Linked DNA regions of Homo sapiens: region 1 is linked to region 2. The links are chromatin contacts, found by Hi-C in ENCODE. All regions are on one chromosome and are shown on one strand. Each heading gives the region's core, a stretch centred on a gene start or an enhancer-like site at or near the end of the contact. The rest is flanking DNA. Distances are from core to core; before and after follow the strand shown. Region 1 has its middle 45 kb from the start of JAK2. Region 2 overlaps RFX3 (regulatory factor X3).

Region 1 (7,128 bases), core at 1,072-3,571, 1.5 Mb after region 2:
TAGAGTTTGGTAAAGTAGGGACATTTTGCTTTTTGGACATGGCTTTCTCCCTCAGCCTATTTTTGGAGCATGAGATCTTGTGGGCCTAAGTTCTGCATTCACCACATCTCTCCTGAAACCCCTGACTTCCCCTCTGCTACCATCACCCAGGGATCCCCCTTCCCACTCCTGTAACACTTTATGTCTGCTGCTCTACAGTACTTACCACACATCTCCCTCCCACCTGTATCAGATGGTCCTATGGGTAGAAAAATGTCTTATATCTTAGTAGTCCAATGTACCTGGGATGTAGTAAATGTCAGAGTCCGAAACTGTCTTATTTTCCAGATTTGGGCTTTGTAATAAAGGCCTTTTGAAGATAATGCCTAGGTCTTTGATATGTAATTTTAGGTAAAAAGAAAACTGAAGGAATGACTCTAATGGTAGAGGTTTCCGGCTGGAAAAGAGGATAGTGTTATTAGAGTCTGTGGGTAATTTGGGGGACAGAATGGTCTTCCTGGTAGTCCTTGAATCATACAAAGTCAATGATAGTTAGCTTGGTGTACCTGCTTGTTAAGATGGGCCTGGACAATGCTCTGACTTGTTGGGAAATAAGTAGAGTGAACAACAGTGTCTGTTTGTCTGGGACTGTCCCCATGTTAGCATGGAAAGTTCCATATCTTGGGAAACCCCCAGTCCTGGGCAAACCAGAGCACTGGTCACCCCATACAATCCAAATATACAGTGGAGTATGGCCTCTTAACTGTCACATTAACGTGCTGATAACTTGGACTCTAGTACTTGTAGGGAAAAGATAAATCTTCAAATAAGTAAACAACTAGCCCAGTTTGGGAGGATGTCAGTTCTGCTTTCTCATTAAGATAAGGCAATCTTAAAATCATTAGAGAACTCACAAATGTGGCTATAAAAATAACAACAGTTACATAATTAGATTTCCTTGGCTGAAACCACTAATAAGACATTGCCAAATTTTAGCTTATTGTTGAAGATAAATCTCTCTCACCCATTCTCTCTCTCTCTTACACACACACGTGCACACACACACACACAATTTTTATTTTTCTGGCTTAGCATACTTTTATTTTAATTATAGGTTTTATCGTTTTTCACCATGTTAACAGAACAAAGTTGGTTTGTTGTTGAAGGATATGATTTAAATGGATAGCTATTGCTGTGGTTTACTGAAAGCACAATACTGCATTATTTTGAAAATATGTTTAATGAAGCATATTTTCATTTAAAGCATACCTGTACTTAATGGAAATTTTTGAGATCCATCATTTCTAAAGATGAAGAGAAGAGGCTGTGTAGCCACCAAATGCTTGCTGGCCCTCTAACGCCTAAAGTGCTACATTTATTTATTATAAGAATATAGAGATAATAAGACTGTTTATGAATTACAAATCAATAATGAAATAACTCTTGGGCTAAGGACAAAATCAAATGGAAATTATAAATCACATAAATATGAATGGGCACAGAAGCATTACTCTACAAAATCTGTGGGGTATGGTCAACATGTTGTTCAGAGGGAAATCTATAGCTTTCAATGTCCATATCAGAAAAGAAGAGACATGGAGAATAAATTAACCAAACTTTCAAATCAAAATTTAACTTCCTAATTCAACCATCAAACAAACAAACAAACAAACAAACAAACAAATAAAACACAAAGTAAAGAGAATGGAAAAAAATGTAATGGCAGGAAATAATGTGATAGAAAAGGATAATAGAGGCTGCTGAACTTGAGGAAATCCTCCTTTTACACAACAAGGATGTCAGCTGCCCAGACTCTGACTTGGAGACTCACCTCCCAGCCCAAGGAATATGCGTTATGAGAGTAAGAAATACATGATTACACCTCTGCATGGATGACTGCAAAGGGGACAATAATAACTAACAATAAGACCCATGTGTCAAGCATTATGCCAGGCAGCTTATATAAATTATATGGTTTAGTTGTATTTCTTCCTCATTTTCTGATAAGAATATTGAAACACAGGATGGCCTAGTAATTTCCTCAATACTGAGGGACAGTAATTAATGTAGCTGGAACTTGAACTTCAGAAGGGTTATTAAGTGGGGTTTAATTTACCACATGTTGTTAAAGATGCCATTGGCTTTAGAAACATCTTGTTTTGAAAATTCGTATCTGTTTGGGAAGATCATGATACTATCAGTCGGTCATGCTTTAGAGTGAAATGGTTCAAACAGATTGCTTTCCTTTCAACAGCTAGCTGAGGTTAGCTGTGTTAAGAGAATGGGAGTTTTGAAGTGGTTAAAGAGAAAGAAGTAATGCAGGAGTGGCACTGCTTAGAGGCTAACACCCCCATCGGAATACTGGGCAGCTGGTAAGCAAAAGTACAGAAAGGGAAGTGAGAAGATGCCAAAGATAAACTCTATTTCAAAATTCTGACTATGGTCAGCCCCACCCTCAAGAAGAGAGGGACAGGTTCTTCCTCTTTTTCTGTCCTGTACAAAGCAATCTCCTATTCCCAGGACCAGGAAGTTCAGGTCCAAGGGCCACTCTAAGGAAAATAGAGTTGGAAGGGACTTTAGGGGTCCTATCCAGTCTACTCACCACAAGGCCTCCCACACCCTCCTGCATGAATCCTCCAAACTCCTCCTGACCATCTTTGCATCTTTGTTGCTCCTTTGTTGTCTATTTGGGGCTCGAGTTAGTTGTTAGAAATTCCTTTCTATCAGCCAACAATCTTATCTCCCTTCAACTTCCCCTCATTTGTCTTATATCTGCCCCTGGAATTGCCCAGTCTGTGTGGTATTTGTTCCAATGGAATTTGATCTGTCATATACTGTTGCTTTTGGCTGATTTGCTAAATTGACTGGATCTCTCTCTAAACTCAATGATTTGGATCAAGGTAAATGCTGGTAAAATGTGCCAGCAATTTCTTTTTCAGAAAGATCTTGCTATTGCTCTGTTACTTTTGTTTGTTTGTTTTTTTTTAAAGAATGTTCCCAATAGATTCATTTTGAGGGAATAGATTCACCTATGAATCCATGGAGTGACCCACACAAAACACCTACATAAAAAAGAAACAAAAAGAGTATGTTTTCTTACTGACAAACACTACTTGAAAGCTCTTCAAGTCCTTCGTGGTATAATAAAGTAAATAGATATTGAGAAGAAGAGATCATCTAGTTAACAAACATGGAAAAATGTTCCACCTCACTTTTAATTTTAAAAGTGATAAGATACCCCTTCCATTCATTTGGCTACAAAGCATAGCAACATTTATAATAATATTTAATGTTTGTTAGTACTATAGTACATTACCAGTAGAATTAGAAACGTCTTTTAGAAATTGATTTAGCTATATGTATTGAGATCTTTTAGTTTTATTTATTTAGTAATTTTTAGAGGCAGGGTCTTGCTATGTCGCCCAAGCTGTTCTTGAACTCCTGAGCTCAAGGGATCCTTTTGCTTCAGTCTCCCAAGTAAGTAGAATGACAGGTGCAAGCCACTGCACCTGGCTATCAGGAGATTTTAAAATATTCTCATCCTTTCACCTAGTAGAATCTCCTGGGTATTTGTACTAAGGAAATAATCCAGAGATTAAAAAAATATGCCTACGGTTTGCACTTCTCACAGGAAAATTATTCATAATAGTGAAAAATTAGTCACAGCCTAAAATCTAACAACAGGAAATAGTTTAACTAGATTATGGTGCATCCACTCAATGGAAGATTATACAGCCATTTCAAATAACGATTATGAAAAAAACATTATATGTAATCTATATTGTCCTAGTGGAAATATCTTAGGTAAGTCAATGGTAGCGAATCAGAAAAATATTGAGACTCAGTAGTTTTTAGCCACATGAAAAATTCTTGCAGTATATAAAAAACAATGTATACAAAGAAATGCACCAAAATTATTATTATGACAGAAAAAGGGTGGGAGAAGTGTTTTTATATTTAATCAAGAGCTGTACTGTATAACTGAATTGTTTGCCAGCGGAGCAGAAGGCAGATGGCTTGGTTAAACTCACACATTCTTGCCCACTCCAGCTATTTTTATAAGGCTCTTACGGTTTTAGGATTTTCTTACATTTTTGTTGATTCTTGTACTCTATTTACTTCTTCTCCAACTTCATTATGGAATATTATCTAGTGTTTATTATTTGTCTGGGGTCCCCATTGATATTAGCAAAAAACACTGGTCATTGGGTTGTACTTGATTATTTGAGTCTTCAAAGCTCCTTGTCATTGCATATTGCGGGACTGAGAGTTAATATAAGGATATGATTCTATCAATCAATTTTCACAGATATATATGTCACTGAACACGAAATATGGGATATATTAGTCAGCTATTGTTACAATGCTGAGTAATAAACAGCTCCAAAACTCAGTGGCTCATAAAAATAAGCCTTTATTTTCCTTGTTCATGAGCCTGTGGATGATCTGGGATGCTCTGCTTCTTTTGCAGGACAGCTGGGCTTATATCAAAGCCTCAAGTTGGGATCAGGCCTGCTTCACATGTTCCCAAATCCCATTAGCTATCTGAGGCATATTCTTCTCCTGGTGGATTATGAAAGGCAAGAGGCCAAGTCAGGAGAATTGCTTGAACCCAAGAGGCAGAGACTGCAGTGAGCCGAGATTGTGCCACTGCACTCCAGTCTGGGTGACAGAGTAAGACCCTGTCTAAAAAAAAAAAAAAAAAAAAAAAAAAAGAGGCCAAGTCAAACTACTTAAGGCCTATGCTCATGTGTGCTATCATTTAATTGATCAAACCAAATCACATATGTAATTATGCCCAACATCAATGAGAGAGGGAAATAACTCCCATTAGAAGTTCACCTGACAGAAGGAGGGGGTAAAGAATTGAGAGCAATGATCTAATGTACCATAGGGACAATGTACAAACAGATTAATTTAAATAATTGGAAAGAAATACCTACTGACTTGCAGAATAGGTAGGATTATCTCCATGTGTGAAAAATATCCTATTTTTCGATTAGACTAATGAAAACTTAATAAAATAGTTGTTACCATATATTTCTTTTAAAGAATATGCAGTATCAATATATTTTAAGGACAGCTAAACATCCTGGGTGTTTAGCCAAGTAGAAACTGGTCCAGCTTTGACTATCCTGGGTGTTTAGCCAAGTAGAAACTGGTCTAGTTGTAAGTGGATTTTTTTGTTGTTGTTTATTCTTGGGGACCGAGTCTCGCTTGGTCACCCAGGCTGGAGTGCAGTGGTGCGATCTTGGTTCACTCCAACTTCTGCCTCTGGGGTTCAAGAAATTCTTGCGCCTCAGCCTCCCTAGTAGCTGGGACTACAGGTGTGTGCCACTACACCTAACTATTTTTTTTATTTTTATTTTTTGTATTTTTAGTAGAGATGGGGTTTCACCATGTTGGCCAGGCTGGTCTTGAACTCTTGACCTCAAGTGATCCACCCGCCTTGGCCTCTCAAAGTGCTGGGATTACAGGCATGAGCCACTGTTCCCGGCCTGTAGGTGGATTTCTGGCTTTGGGTTACACACACACACTTGTTTATAGGAGTTTGTAAGTAGGGAGTAAAATGTACTCTGAAAGGAAATCACTTGATAGGAACCACTATTTGGTAAGAAGAGGTGACTCAAGAAAAGAAGTTCCTTGTGGTTTTAAACTTTATTATGCTCCAGGTCCCTACAAAAATATGCTTTCTTTCTCCTTCTTCTTCTTCTTTTTTTTTAATAAGCTGATTTAAGGCAAAAGCTTTTAGCTAAATGTTACTGCTTTAAATTTTTCAAAACGAGAACACTTCTCAGCAAAATTTTTTATTTCTTTGTTTTAGTGTAGAAAGCAAAAGCAAGGGATAACTAAGTCTGAGTTCAAGCTAGATATATTTGTTTACATTGGAACAACAGCTTTAAAGTCTAGGAAAGAAGTGCTGATAGCTCAGAAGAAAAAGCAAGTAATGGGTTCCAGTAAAGTTGGTTAGGGAATTTTGTTTGTTTAATTTTTAAATTAGTAGGGGCCTTTCTCCAAAATGTTTGTTTTTAAGATTCAGGTTAAAATTTGCATAGATACAAGAGATGTGGGAATTAGTCAATATCAGAGAAAGATGCTGAGGTAATTTCCATTTCAGAAAATTTATCTAGCTTTGCCTAAATGGATAAATGGAGACATTTGAAGCATAAGAGTTTGGCATTTCATGTCCCAGCTTAGAGGACTTCCACTTGAAACAGAACAATTGGTTTGAAGCACAGTATCTAGATCCTTTCTCCAAAGAGAAAGAAAATTGCCCATTCAACCAGCAATTATCTCTAATTAAGGAATGGAAGCACAAGTTTTCGGTAGTATCACTACCTGGCAGTCTGCATGCAATCAAGCAAGGCAAGGTTCCTATATCCACAGGAGTTTTTTCTTGACTAGAAAAAAAAATTAGGATAATTAAGCAAGTTGTAGCAATCATTTTTTACGATCAAAAAGACTGCAACAGATTTAATTAATTCTTTGGTAGATGCAGAAAGTAGTATTTATGCTTTTCTAAAGGCCAGTATTCACCGTGGACTAACAGCAAAATGTTTCAATACCATCTCAGCAGAGTCTGTATTTGATTTCACAGTATTCTGTAAAGTGTCAGGCATTTTAGAGATATCGCTAACAGAAAGGTTATGCTTTCTAAATACAGTCACACAACTACTTCGTACCTATGATATAATTAGACTGTGACACTCTTGAGGACATCTAAACTTCAACCTGTTTAAAAATATAAATCCCTATGAACGATCAAAGAAAATGTGCTTCAGGCAATTTATCTGCAGTAAAATGATTTAACTATGGGACAATCATGTTCATTTCTTCATATCTTTAATATAAAGTTTACCATTTAAAATGATTTCATTGCTTAGCTGGAAAGCTATACTCTACTGACTAGTATAAGATTTTTTAAAATCTTGTTTGTTTCTTCTTCAGAGAAATGGTAGAGTTTTTAAAATAAAAAGTGCATTTATTTCTTTATAACATTAATATCTGTCACTATAAATAACTTGAAAAATCTTCCAAAGTGTCAACACCTGAAGTCAATTGTGTGTTTCCTTTCAGGTTTTTTTTTTTCAAGAGAATTAAATCGTTTATTGATTATGCATGATAATGGAAGGTACACAAACTTCATTC
Region 2 (6,518 bases), core at 3,524-6,023:
AAATAGGCAAAGATAAGAGAAATATTTTTAAACCTGGGAAAAATAATAAAATATAGAATATAATGTTTCTGAAAATGTAGCATGGAAGCCAAGCATAGAATACTGAGCCCCACCTTCCATAGTTTCTGATTCAGTAGGTCTGGAGTAAAACCAAAGAATTTGCATGCTATGAAATTCCCATGATGCTGAGGCTGCTGGGCTGGGAACCACACTTTGAGAACCACTGCTCTGCAAGTGTCTCAATTTTTTAATCTATATTAAAGAAATAAAGCATAAACTGGATATGACTTGTTATAGATGTAGATTTATATAAGACTTGCAGTTCCAATCAGCAAGCCTATATTGAAAAAAAGGCCCTTGGTCCTAGTCACAAAAACAGTCTATTTATACATTTTGCACATTTCAAGTTAAAATGTTAGTGAGAAGTATGCAGCACTTTTTATGACCTACTGTTTTAACTTTTTCTATTAACAGTCAAACTACAAGAACCAATCTCATCAGAAAAGATCCCTTGTCAAATACAGACTATGAAAGTACCACTGAAGTTTCAAAGTTCCTTTACCTACACCATTTGCAAGAAGGAAATTCCGTGATTGTCTCATTGGTTATAAGACTTCCCCGAAACACAAACTCATAGAAGCTCATAATATCAATGACGCTTTTAAAATTAAAGTTAAAAGGTTTAGTATCACTGTCTCCAATTTATAGATGAGATTACTGACTCAGAAGAAACATATCTAAAAGTAAGTCAGCCAACAAGTGGCAGCCAAGACTCTGAATACAGATTTGTCTCCAGAAACAGTGCTTATTTGCCCAAACCACAAAATATTGCAGTATAATCTTTAAAAGAATCAAAGACAGGTTTGCAACAATACACCATTAGAACCCTAATCAATCTAAATGTCTGTGAAACAGAAAATGACCAAACTAGCAGCCAGGTATGGTGGCTCATGCCTGTAATCTCCGCACTTTGGGAGGCCAAGGAAGGAGAATCACTTGAGGCAACCAAGAGTTGAAGACCAGCCTGGGCAACACAGGAAGATCCCATCTCCACAAAAAGTAAAAAATTAGCTGGGTGTGGTGACACATGCCTATAGTCCTAGCTACTCGGGAGGCTGAGGCAGGAAGATTGCTTGAGCCCAGGTGATCTAGGCTGCAGTGAGCTATAATTGTGCCACTGCACTAACAGCCTGGGCAACAGAGCAAGACCCTGTCTCCAAAAAAAAAAAAAGAAAGAAAAAGAAAAAGGAAGGAAGGAAGGAAGGTAGGTTGCCAACTATAAACAGTTATAAATGGATGCTTATAAGCATTATATCTTCATCTTGAACACTGTAGGGTCCAGCCCCACAGGGTCAGTGGGTTTTTCTCCCCGTGTGCAGAGACGAGAGATTGTAGAAATAAAGACACAAGACAAAGAGATAAAAGAAAAGACAGCTGGGCCCGGGGGACCGCAACCACCAAGACGCAGAGACCGGTAGTGGCCCCGAATGCCAGGCTGTGCTGTTATTTATTGGAAACAAGGCAAAAGGGGAAGGGTAAGGAGTGTGAGTCATCTCCAATGATTGACAAGGTCACATGAGTCACATGTCCACTAGACAGGGGGCCCTTCCCTGCCTGGCAGCCAAGGCAGACAGAGAGAGAGGGAGAGAGAGAGGACAGCTTATGCTACTATTTCTGCATATCGCATATACAGCGTATGCAATAGCATACGCTATTATTTCTGCATAATATTACAATATTGTTTCTGCATATCAGAGACTTTTAGTACTTTCACTAATTTTGCTACTGCTGCCTAAAAGGCAGAGCCAGGTGTACAGGATGGAACATGAAAGTGGACTAGGAGGGTGACCACTGAAGCACAGCATCACAGGGAGACAGTCAGGCCTCCAGATAACTGTGGGCAGGCTTGACTGATGTCAGGCCCTCCACAAGAGGTGGAGTAGAGTGTCTTCTCTAAACTCCCCTGGGGAAAGGGAGACTCCCCTTCCCAGTCTGCTAAGTAGTAGGTGTTTTCCCTTCGCACTGACGCTACCACTAGACCACAGTCTGCTTGGCAACAGGCATCTTCCCAGACGCTGGCGTTACCGCTAGACCAAGGAGCTCTCTGGTGGCCCTGTCCAGGCATGACAGACGGCTCACACTCTTGTCTTCTGGTCACTTCTCACTATGTCCCCTCAGCTCCTATCTCTGTATGGCCTAGTTTTTCCTAGGTTATGATTATAGAGCGAGTATTATTATAATATTGGCATAAAGAGTAATTGCTACAAATGATTAATGATACTCATATATAATATATATAATATATACATATAATTCATATGATATTCATATATAATCATGTCTATGTAGATCTAGTATAACTCTTGTTGTTTTATGTTCTTTATTACACTGGAACAACTCGTGCCCCTGGTCTCTTGCCTCGGCATCTGGATGGCTTGCTGCCCACAGAATATAATCATAAACATCATCTATAAGCTGAACTTATTAAGTGCCAAGAGAGGATCATCAAATATAGGGCACTGGAAGGTAGCTAGTTTATCAGCATTGATGCAAAGTTTAGTATTTATGGACTGCTTGAAAACAGGGGAAGAGATGAAGTAGCTCAGTGACAGCAATCACCATTAAGATGATGCCATTAAACCAAGTCAATTTTAGAAACTAGAGGCACAGACAAACAGCACCTTATCTCTGCCTTATAAGGTAGTGATGCATTCATGTTGTATTATAAATTCCAGAAGAGAACCATATCTGTAAAACTATGAAGGAATCCATCTTTTATGTATCATAAGCCCATCAATACAACTTTATAAGAATTGCTTTATTCAGTTGTGTTTTAAATAACTGGAGAAAAAAATGTTACAAACAAAAACGCATTTATTGGAATTGACAGGAAGAGGGAAGTTTTTGAAAGAAGGCCAAGAATATTAAAGCACCGGATATTAAGGTGTAAAGCAGTATTTAAAAGCTTGGGCTTTAGTGTTAAACAGACCACAGCTCAAATCCTAGCTCCACCACTTACTACTTAAATGACCTTGGGCAAGTCACTTTCTTTCTTAATTCAATTTTCCCCATCTATAAAATCTAGATAACACACCCTAGTGAGATATTGTAATGAGAAAATGATGTAATACATATATGTCACTAGCTCATAGTTATCATTCAAAATTTATGTAATAATTATTTTCAGTATAATTTTTGTTCTAATTTTTGTTTTACCTGAAACCAAAATTTTCATTACTTTTATAAACACTTCTCCAGACAGCAAAGTATAATTCCAATACAGAATCACAATTTATACTATACAAAAGACATGGATTTAGAGCCTATCCCTAACAAAAACTTCAATCTATTATTCAATCTATTTGTACATGTCTTTCATAATGCCTGTAGTTACCTTTAACCATTCCTCTTTATTTCTTCACACGGATTAAAATTTACCATTAAGTGTCCTTTCATTTCAACCTGAAAGACTCCCTTTAACATTTCTTAGAGTTCGTGAGAATCCTTTCAGTTTTTATCTATTTGGAAACGTCTTAATTTCACTTTCAGTTTTGAAGAAAAGTTTAGCTAAATAGAGAATTACTGGTTGACAGTCTTTTACTTTCAATGTTGAAAATGTCTTCTAGCCTCCAGGGTTTCTCGTAAGTCAGCTATTAAGCCTATTGAGGATTCCTTGTAACAAGTCATTTTTCTCCTGCTACTTTCAAGATTTTTCTTTAAATTCAACTATGATGGGTCTAGGTATGGATCACTTTGGGCTTATTCAACTTGGATTACAGTGAGCTTCTTGGATGTGTAGCACAGAGTAATATTTTTCAGCAAGTTTGGAAAGTTTTCTGCCATTTTTTTTTAAATATTCTTTCTGCCTCATTCTCATCTTCTGGGAATCCTATAATGTCCATGTTGGCACAACATTTAATGGAGTCACATAAGTCTTTTGAGACTCTGTTCATTTTTCTTTCTGATCCTCACATTGAACAATCTCTATTGACCTAACTTCGAGTTAAAAGATTCCTTCATTTGCCAATTTATATCTGTTGTTGAGCTCCTCTAGTGAATTTTTCATTTCAGTTATTATACTTTTAAGCTCCAGAACTTCCTTGTTTTTTAATAATTTCTATCTTTATTGATACTCTTTCTCTGGTGAAACACCATTCTGATGCTTCCCTTTAATTCTTTAGACATGGTTTCATTTAGTTCTTTGAATGTATTTGTAATAGCTAACTTAAAGACTACAAAGTCTAAAATCTAGGCTCCCACAGGGACTTTTTTTGTTCGTTTTTTATTATTTGTCTCTGTGTGTTTTATTTCCTGTTTCTTTGCATTTCTCAATTTTTGTTAAAACTGAACATTTTAGGTAATATATTTTAACAAATCTCATATCAGATTGCTCCACATTATTCCCCTAAATTTTTTAATCATCAGTGTGTTGTTTTTCTTGATGCTGATTCTTTAGTACTTTCATGAACGAATTTTACAGATCCTGTATTCCCCGTAGTGTGTGGCCACCGAGTTCTCTGCTAGAACTTTTTTTTTTTTTTTTTTTAGGATCTTGTTTTTATTTGTAAGCCTGGCTTCCAAGAAGTCATACCTGGACCAGTAAAATGTAGTAGTCAACCAATGATCATTTAAAAGATTTCCTTAAATGCTTTGCCTATATGTCTTCTACCTTTTGCCAAAGAAATCTTCATGAGAAGTCATACCTTCAAACTTCAGGAAGCTTACAAATAGCACTGATTTTCACTTCCTGCTTACACAGTGCCTCAAGATCAGTCAGAGGTGACATTCTCCTTTCCCAGGTCATTTCCGGGCATGTGTACAGACTTGCACATTGTACAGCCTTTTAAATACCCAGGAATATGCCAGAGCTTTCCAAAGTTCCCTATAGTTGGCTAGTTCTCCAGACTTTCCTTTTAAATTCCTGGCCAGATTCTTCCTTTGCCTCAACTGAAATCACAGCCTTAGGCAATTGACATTTTGCCAACAGTTTGCTATTGTTTCAGTAATGCCCTGGGGGTAAGCTTTTTCTTCCCCCAACTGAGCTGAGTTCAGAGTCAAATCAAATATCCAGCCACTCTCTCTGAAAAGAGTTTTCCCAGGGAGCTGCAAGTTGGGACAAAATATTAACTGTGCTCTGGGGATAGTGCCTTCAATGGGGCTCCAGAAGTGGTCAGCTCTCTCCATTGTCTGCAATACTGCCAGCTTTTAGCTACACCACTAAGCTGGAGAGAGAGATGAGAATAACCCCAAGTTAAAATATCGCAGACCCCACTGGTCTTCCCAAGATTCACTAGTTTTCTCTTGGACAGATGATTTTCAATTCATACTCCTGCTTAATTGCCAGAATTCTAAAATGGCTGATTTTCATTATTTTACCCATATTTTTGTTGTTGTATAGGCAGCACAAATTCACTGAGGCCCTCACTCCACCATTCTGGAAGTTGATCAAGTTCTGTAATATTCTGAATTTATAATTTTCAGGACAAAAAGATCTTAACCAAAAAAAACAAACCCTCACTTAGTTTGATTTTTTAAAAATATACTTAAAATTTTTAGATCACTGATTCTTATCTCTAATAGAAACTTATGAAAAAAATCTGTATTTCAGTACTTAAATGAGAGTGAAACAGATCTGTGAGACAGGAAAAAATAAACTGCATAAACAATTTATCACATCTTTCCTGTTAACTAATATGTGAATCATCAAAAACAAAGGTGATTACTGGTCTCAGAGCCACTCTCAGTCCTAAACGGCCTCTCAAATCTTTTGGGGACAACAGAAACAAGTAAAAGTGAGGAGGAAAGCCTAGTCCATCTTGTCTTACTTGGCTGACTGAGGCCAAAACCAACTATACTCTGATAGTAAGAAATTTTTTTAAAACCACAGAAAACTGGAAGTGGGAAATCGACAGAAAAGAAGAATCAGATACTTGACTTAGGAGGCAACCCTATCTCTTGAGATTTCTCTGAAGAGACTCAGAACAGAGATTGAGTTTACCTCAGATTCACCCAAGTATAGGCCAAAATCGCGGGCTTCTGGAAGAGAAAAGAGTTGTTCATTACTATTTCTCTTTTGTTAGCTGGTATTGGCAAGCCAAGGAAAGACCAAAACTGTCAAGGTAGGCCGAGAAAAGTAAACATCTTTTAGCAAGGCTTTTATTTTCAAGAATATTGTCGCATGTTTCTTTTGCTTTTCTTTTGTTGTGTAACAAACCACCCCAAAACTTACTGGCACAACAACCACCATTTTATTTGGTCATAATTCTGCAATCTGAGCAGGGCTCAACTAGGCAGTTCTTACAGTCATCTTGCTGGTGGTCATTCATACTACTGCTTTCAGCCAGCAGGTGAGAAATGAGATCAGCTAGGATACTAGCATGGCTAAGCATCTCTCTCCATGTAATCTCAGAAATTCTCCCTCTCCATGTGGCCTCTTTTCCACTGGGTCTCTCTAGGAGAACGGTCAGATTCTTACATGATGATCCTCTCTCTCGAAAACACAAAAGCATAAGTTGTCG

Evidence for each region. A loop is a pair of places that touch in the nucleus more often than their neighbours do. Pooled maps may share reads with other maps.
Region 1: a loop to region 2 is called in a map with no recorded cell type, with 8 times the contacts of the local background. The contact joins two enhancer-like sites. A Hi-C loop is called at or near these places in 2 of 37 single-sample maps with no recorded cell type and 4 of 50 pooled maps.

What each region holds. Positions count from the first base shown.
Region 1 is chr9:4,936,895-4,944,022 of GRCh38, forward strand. No RefSeq gene overlaps it. Among named protein-coding and RNA genes, the nearest start is that of JAK2, 45 kb to the right of the region's middle. Within about 2 kb of position 2,322, at least 4 of the 41 ENCODE cell types and tissues checked have a DNase peak (open chromatin) inside an H3K27ac peak, as active enhancers do.
Region 2 is chr9:3,473,883-3,480,400 of GRCh38, forward strand. All of the region lies in intron 1 of RFX3 (regulatory factor X3), which reads right to left. Among named protein-coding and RNA genes, the nearest start is that of RFX3, 49 kb to the right of the region's middle. RefSeq lists enhancers at 1,720-1,869, 4,389-5,588, 4,611-4,660. Within about 2 kb of position 4,774, at least 7 of the 41 ENCODE cell types and tissues checked have a DNase peak (open chromatin) inside an H3K27ac peak, as active enhancers do.